Regions from separate parts of the Homo sapiens genome. Here region 2 is linked to region 1. Evidence: chromatin contacts called from ENCODE Hi-C or POLR2A ChIA-PET data. All regions are on one chromosome and are shown on one strand. The core of a region is the stretch at or near the end of the contact, and the rest is flanking DNA. Distances in the headings are between cores, read along the strand shown.

The links. Hi-C counts contacts between places; a loop is a spot of excess contacts on that map. ChIA-PET counts read pairs that join two places held with the same protein, here RNA polymerase II (POLR2A). Pooled maps may share reads with other maps.
Region 2: a map of esophagus squamous epithelium shows a loop between it and region 1 (4-fold over the local background). The contact joins two enhancer-like sites. A Hi-C loop is called at or near these places in 6 of 168 maps with a recorded cell type or tissue (GM12878, OCI-LY7, Right ventricle myocardium superior and 3 more), 5 of 37 single-sample maps with no recorded cell type and 4 of 50 pooled maps. POLR2A ChIA-PET finds 5 or more read pairs at or near these places in 4 of 52 experiments (A673, AG04450, K562 and 1 more).

What each region holds. Positions count from the first base shown.
Region 1 is chr11:73,423,944-73,426,890 of GRCh38, forward strand. All of the region lies in intron 3 of FAM168A (family with sequence similarity 168 member A), which reads right to left. Among named protein-coding and RNA genes, the nearest start is that of RELT, 49 kb to the left of the region's middle. Within about 2 kb of position 1,366, at least 4 of the 41 ENCODE cell types and tissues checked have a DNase peak (open chromatin) inside an H3K27ac peak, as active enhancers do.
Region 2 is chr11:73,659,946-73,662,892 of GRCh38, forward strand. It overlaps PLEKHB1 (pleckstrin homology domain containing B1), which reads left to right. Exons shown (of 8, transcript NM_021200.3): 7 at 808-907; 8 at 1,521-2,874. The coding sequence ends at 1,657. Among named protein-coding and RNA genes, the nearest start is that of PLEKHB1, 15 kb to the left of the region's middle. RefSeq lists enhancers at 336-1,180, 1,181-2,023 and a silencer at 1,086-1,257. Within about 2 kb of position 1,391, at least 5 of the 41 ENCODE cell types and tissues checked have a DNase peak (open chromatin) inside an H3K27ac peak, as active enhancers do.

The sequences.
Region 1 (2,947 bases), core at 116-2,615:
AAGCTTCTCTAACTTTTTATGCACCCTTCTGTCCAGGTTCATATATCCTGAGGCAAACAAAAAATGACTACATGAGAAACAGGTCTGCAACTAACAAAATTGAAGTAATAAAATTATAAGAGGACAGTGTATTAGCATTTAAAGGGACCTCAGAGATCATGTGAAATTAAACAATTTATCTATGGCCTGGAGACAGTAGTAAATTGCCCAAGATCACACAGCCCACAGCAGTGGCAAGGAGAAATTTCACAGCTCATCTCCTGACAGATGCGCGACACACAAATTCAATTTCCAGCATCCAAATAATTCAAGGTTAAAAGTTGAGAAAGGGTGCAGAAATTTTACAAAAACATTTTCCTGAGCAGCCCAGGTGAGGGTGGTGAAAGTTGCAAGTCCCTCCCATGGTCCCTTCCTGTCTATGACAAAAAGGACCTAGTCAAGTTATACTGTTGGGACCCTCACAGGTGCCCAGAAGTTCCCGTGGTGCCTTGGGCCTGGAGTCCACACTGTCCAGAGAACCCAGTTCTGGTCCCTCATTTATCAGCACGCTGCCCCCCCCACCTCTCACCATCTTCTAGGAAAATGAGCCCAGAGCTCAAGTTCTGGGCTAAGGGAACATATTGTATCTAAAGTCAACCAGGTCTTCAAACATGTCAGACTGCCGATGGAGATGGAAAATCTGATCCTGGGGCAGACTAGTTTTTTGGGTTCTAATAGGCATAATCCAGGTACTCCTTCACAGAGGCTACCACAAAGCCAACTGAGGAGCTGCATACAGGCCCTGGAATTTTTATTCATTTGTTTGTTTGAATTCGGCAGCCAGGTTAGGTTGAGAGACGCCTTTTAGTGCCATGATCCTTTGCTGCTGCCCTAGGGACGGTTCATGTGTGTCTCCAACCCATGATTTTTGCACCATCAGACACGTTCCTGCATGCTTTAGGAACTGCTGCTGAGCCACCTGGGGGGAGCCCAAGCCTAGGGGATGGGATTTGGGGAGGAGAGGAGAGGGGATCTACCATTGTTACGAGAGAACACATTCATAGGCTGTAATACAGATGAGGAAAAATAGCTTTCCTACCATAAGCTGAATGCAGGAACTGAAACTCTGTTGGATAGAAATGTTAGTTGAAATTACCACTAAGAATTTGTGCAAAGTTGTATACATTGCAGTTACATAAACAGACTTTGTTTTGCAATAGCAGTTTCCCCCCAGCTTCACAAAAGCAGTAAATAAAGATGTAAAACACCTTTACCCTAGAGAGGGTGACAGACATGTCATCTGGGAAAGTCCATTCAATGCAGAGAGCCCCTCCCTGGATGCCATAGTGTCTTCCAGACAGCTGACCCAGAGCTGCCGGATGTGAACAAGCCCAAGTTCCTGCTTTTTGCTTGTCTGTTATAAGAATACATTTCAGTTCTCCCAGGAACTGCAGAGGGATTTCACATATGGCAGATGTGTTAGAGGAAGTGAAGGTTCAGAGACAATATCACCATCTTTGGCCTCTAAAGAGCTGTCTGTAAAACCTCTAAGAGATAGGACCAGTGCAGAGGCACTCCATCCCTGAAGCCTCTGGGTCACTGTGGTGCTATAGAAGGAGCACAGGTTGTAGGGTCAGACAAGTTGGGTTTGAATCCCAGCTATACTGCCTTTTTTGGAGACAGTGTCTCACTTTGTTGCCCAGGCTGGAATGCAGTGGTGCAATGATAGCTCAATGCAGCCTCCGGCTCCTGGGCTCAAGTGATCCTTCTGTCTCAGCCTCCTAAGTAACTGAGACTACAGGTGCATGCCACCAAGCCTGCCTGTTTTTTAAAATTTAATTTTTTGTAGAGACAGGGTCTTACCATGTTGCCCAGGCTGGTCTTGACCTTTGGCCTCAAGGGATCCCCCCGCCTTGCCCTCCCAAATCTACTGGTTTTTAGCTGTATAACTTTGGGCAACTTATTTAACCTGTTTGAACAAAGTTGGAGGCAAGAAGCCCCAACTCACAAGACTAAGGTAAAAATGAATGTTTGTAACATGACTTGTGCAGGGCTTGGAACAGGGCAGCTGTTCAGAAAGCACAAATTCCTTTTCCCTACCCTTCTCCAAGTTTGTTGTATGTAAAATGGGAATAATGTATTTGTACTTTATAGGGATGCAGTGAAATCAAATGAGACAATAGGGGAAAATGTTTTGTCAAAAGATTCTCATGAGGAGGTTATTTTATTTTTATCTGTATTAGTTAACCTGTTTATCCGTCCCTTCATTTATTTTCAAGCCAGATTACCATTAATAGGTCCCTCGATTCTGAAAGCCAAGTCTTGATTGGCTCCTACCTCTTGTGGGGCCAAAGAGTTCTTAAATAAGATCCCTGAAATCATTAAGAGCTTGGGAAAAAGCTCCAAATACCCACATTGCTTTCAGAACCAATGAAAAGAGTGAAATGTTTCCCTGCATCCTGGACAGATGACATCTCAGGGTATTCAGAGCTGCTAAAAATAGCTCTCTCTCAAGCAACTTCTGGGTCTCCTTAAAGCAGCTGAAAGAAATTTAAACCTAAGAGCCTGGTTCCTTCTGAAGGCACCTCTGTGCATCACAAATGGCTAGCTCTGGCAGGAAGGTGAGAGTAACCTACACTGTCCTTTCTGACCTTGAGCCAGCTTCTCCATGGTAGGAAGTCCCCCAGTCAGGAAATCTGCACTGTGAATCCAGAGGCCAGCATTCCAAAATATGCTGTGTGTGTGTGTATGTGTGTGTGTGTGTAGGATTCCAAAATATGCTGTGTGTGTGTGTGTGTGTGTGTGTGTGTGTAAGTAACTCAAAGGGAAAGGGATCTTCCCAAGGTTGCACCAAAATCAGAAGCAAAGTTAGTGCTACAATCTAGGTCTTTCAACTCCGAGTTTGGGGCCTTTAAATACAATACTCTAACGCTACCCTCTCTTATGGATTTTGTGTGTTTTTGAGAAA
Region 2 (2,947 bases), core at 141-2,640, 240 kb after region 1:
GATGGACCACATATACAAAGGTGGTTCCATAAGATTATAATGGAGCTGAAAATTTCCTATCACCTAGTGATGTTGTAGCCATGATAATGTCGTAGGGCAATGCATTACATTTTCTACATTTATATATGATTAGTTAGATAACAAATACCATTGTGTTACAATTGCCTACAGTATTCAGGGCAGTAGCCTGCTGAACAGGTTTGTTGGCTTGGAGCAATAGGATATACCATATACTCTAGGTGTGTGCCACCTAGGTTTGTTTGTAAGTACACTCTATGATATTCACATAACTAAAATTGCCTAAGGACGCATTTCTCAGACTGTATCCCTGTTGTTTAAAAGACGCATAACTGTATTTTAGTTACTTCTCATCCCTATCCTTCCTTTCCCTTCCTTCCTCCCCAACCCCTGTTTATTTCCTGGGCCTGGGGCTTGGCCATGTTCCCCTCCTTGTGACTAGTAGAGCTGGGTCTTTCAAGTGGCATTATTGTAGAGCTGCTAGCAAATATTAGACTACCTATAAGGAGAAATTGGGAGCCATAGAGAATTTTTTGAGCTAGGTGGGAGGCCAGAGTTGGAGAATGGGTGTCACTGGGAGCTGGATGTAGGGCAGAAGTTTTAGAGGACCGTGGACCTTGTGGGGAGGGCAGGGCCTTTCTCCAAGAGCTTGCTAGTGGCTGGAGGCCCATTTCTAAACTTGGGGAGGTGGCTCCATGGATCCCAGAGAGGCCTGTGCCAGGCGTGGGGGTAGGGGACCAAATCCGGGCCAGGGAGTTCCTGGGCACCTGACATGGTTGGATTCCCCAGGTGCGCGTCTACAGCCCGTACCAAGACTACTACGAGGTGGTGCCCCCCAATGCACACGAGGCCACGTATGTCCGCAGCTACTACGGACCGCCCTACGCAGGTAAGTCTCCAGCGTGCCCCGGGGCTTGCCTCGATCCAGCACCGATTCAGCGCCAGGCCCAGCCCACGGTCCGTAAGTCCGGACCAGGCTTCATCCTTTTAGCGTGCACGGATTTTCCCAGGCAGAACTCTCCGCAAGCCCCTCTCCATCCTGAGACTGGGAGAGCTCTGGAACCAGCGTTCGTCTCGAGCTGACCTCACCCTTCTGGGATGGCTCCTCAGCCCTGCGGTCGGCAATACCCATTCCTGAGCCGGTAGCGGCCCCTGGTGGCTACTGCGGGAATGCTGCCTCCTCCCCGCTCTGGGGCCTGGCGGTTGGGAATGCCCATCGTTAGGCGCCTGGTGGTTGTGCTTAGCGATCTCAGGGTTTCCTCGCTGCTCCGCCCTAGCCTGCCGTAGCGGACCCGTAGGTTCCGGGACATCCGTAGCCGATCCAAGGCCTGGGAGCCGTAGGGTGGAGCTCTTCCCGCGTCTAGATCTGTTCTTTGACTGGGGAGCAGGAGAGTGGGTTCGGCGCCTTACACTGGGTTGGGCTGGAGTGATGCAGGAAGGGTACGAAGATCACTCTACTCCCTCCTAAGTCGCTGATCCTCATGGGCTGTCTCCCTCTGCAGGCCCTGGCGTGACGCACGTGATAGTGCGGGAGGATCCCTGCTACAGCGCCGGCGCCCCTCTGGCCATGGGCATGCTTGCGGGAGCCGCCACTGGGGCGGCGCTGGGCTCGCTCATGTGGTCGCCCTGCTGGTTCTGAGCCCTGGGACTCGGAGCACTGACCCCTGCGCTTGGATTGCTAGACTCCTCTTCCTCCTGGACCCCATCCTCTACCATCCAAGCCCTGTCCCACTTTGGCCCTATCCTCTCCATTAGCTCCTTCCGGGTTTGGACCATTCCCCCCACTCCCTACCCTTAATCCCCACATGGGAAGAAGCTATCATCACAGGTACAAACATCGCTTGAAGTCTTCACATCTACCACTAGACACCCCCAAAATCTGTTATAGACATTTATGGATACATTTCCTCTAAACACAACAGGGCACAGCAAATACGACTTCATTTGGCTTCGAGTTCCCCAGGCGCTGTAGACACAACATGAATCGGGCTCTCTGCTCTCTCCTTAGGGAGCTCGAGTCCTGGTGGGGAGAACAGGAGTAAACAAGGACTTGACAAAGCTGAAGAGTTATCAGTCCTTTGACAAGGACAGGTGGGGCAGGGAGCAAGACAGGTAGGCTGGAAGAACAGTTATTGGCAAGTATGCAGAGCCGTGAACGTCATGGCATGTCCAAGGAATTAAATGGGAGTTCATTTGGGCTGGGGTGGAGGCTGGGATCAGACCGTGGTGGGCCTTCAAGCTAAGGAGCTTCCTAGGTGAAAGGGGAGATGTGAGCCTTCTCTGGAGGGAAGTTTCATGATTGCATCTATAATGAATATATTGCCTGTTTTGTGAATACTGACACATGTCCATACCTAAAACACTCCTGAGTCAAGTCCCATCCTTCCCACAAACAGCTTCCTGGCTGGTACCCATGATAACAATTGAGCTGAACCTGGGGACCCCTGGTTGGGGAACAGGTGAGTTCTATTTGAGACTTCCAGCCCTAGAAAGCTGCCTCCGTCCAGAAATGCCTCTCACACCAGGAGCTCGGCCCTCTCTTTGTAGCTGTGACTGTCACCCTCTCAGGCTTTGTCTCATCCTTCATTCTGAATAAGATGGCAGTGTTCTCCTCTGGGGCCTGATCCACCTCTACACCAGCCCAGGAAGCCCCATCTGTGCCTGCCCTCAGGTGGTCCACCAGTCTCCCCCTTTGGTTCCCTTCCAGTCTCTTCCCCCTTTCTATCCCAATCACCAATAGAAATGCTAACATCCCTGCCTGGTAGCCAGACTAGCCCACTAAAGCTCCCCTGTAAATGGGGGCTCCATTAGTTCTGCTGCCGAGACTAATAAAGATTTGGTTGGCTCTAGCAGTAACTGTGGCTTGCTTTGTTCCCCCAGAAGGCCCTGTTTCCCTCTCCATGATCCAGCAGCTACTAGTGCCTTCACT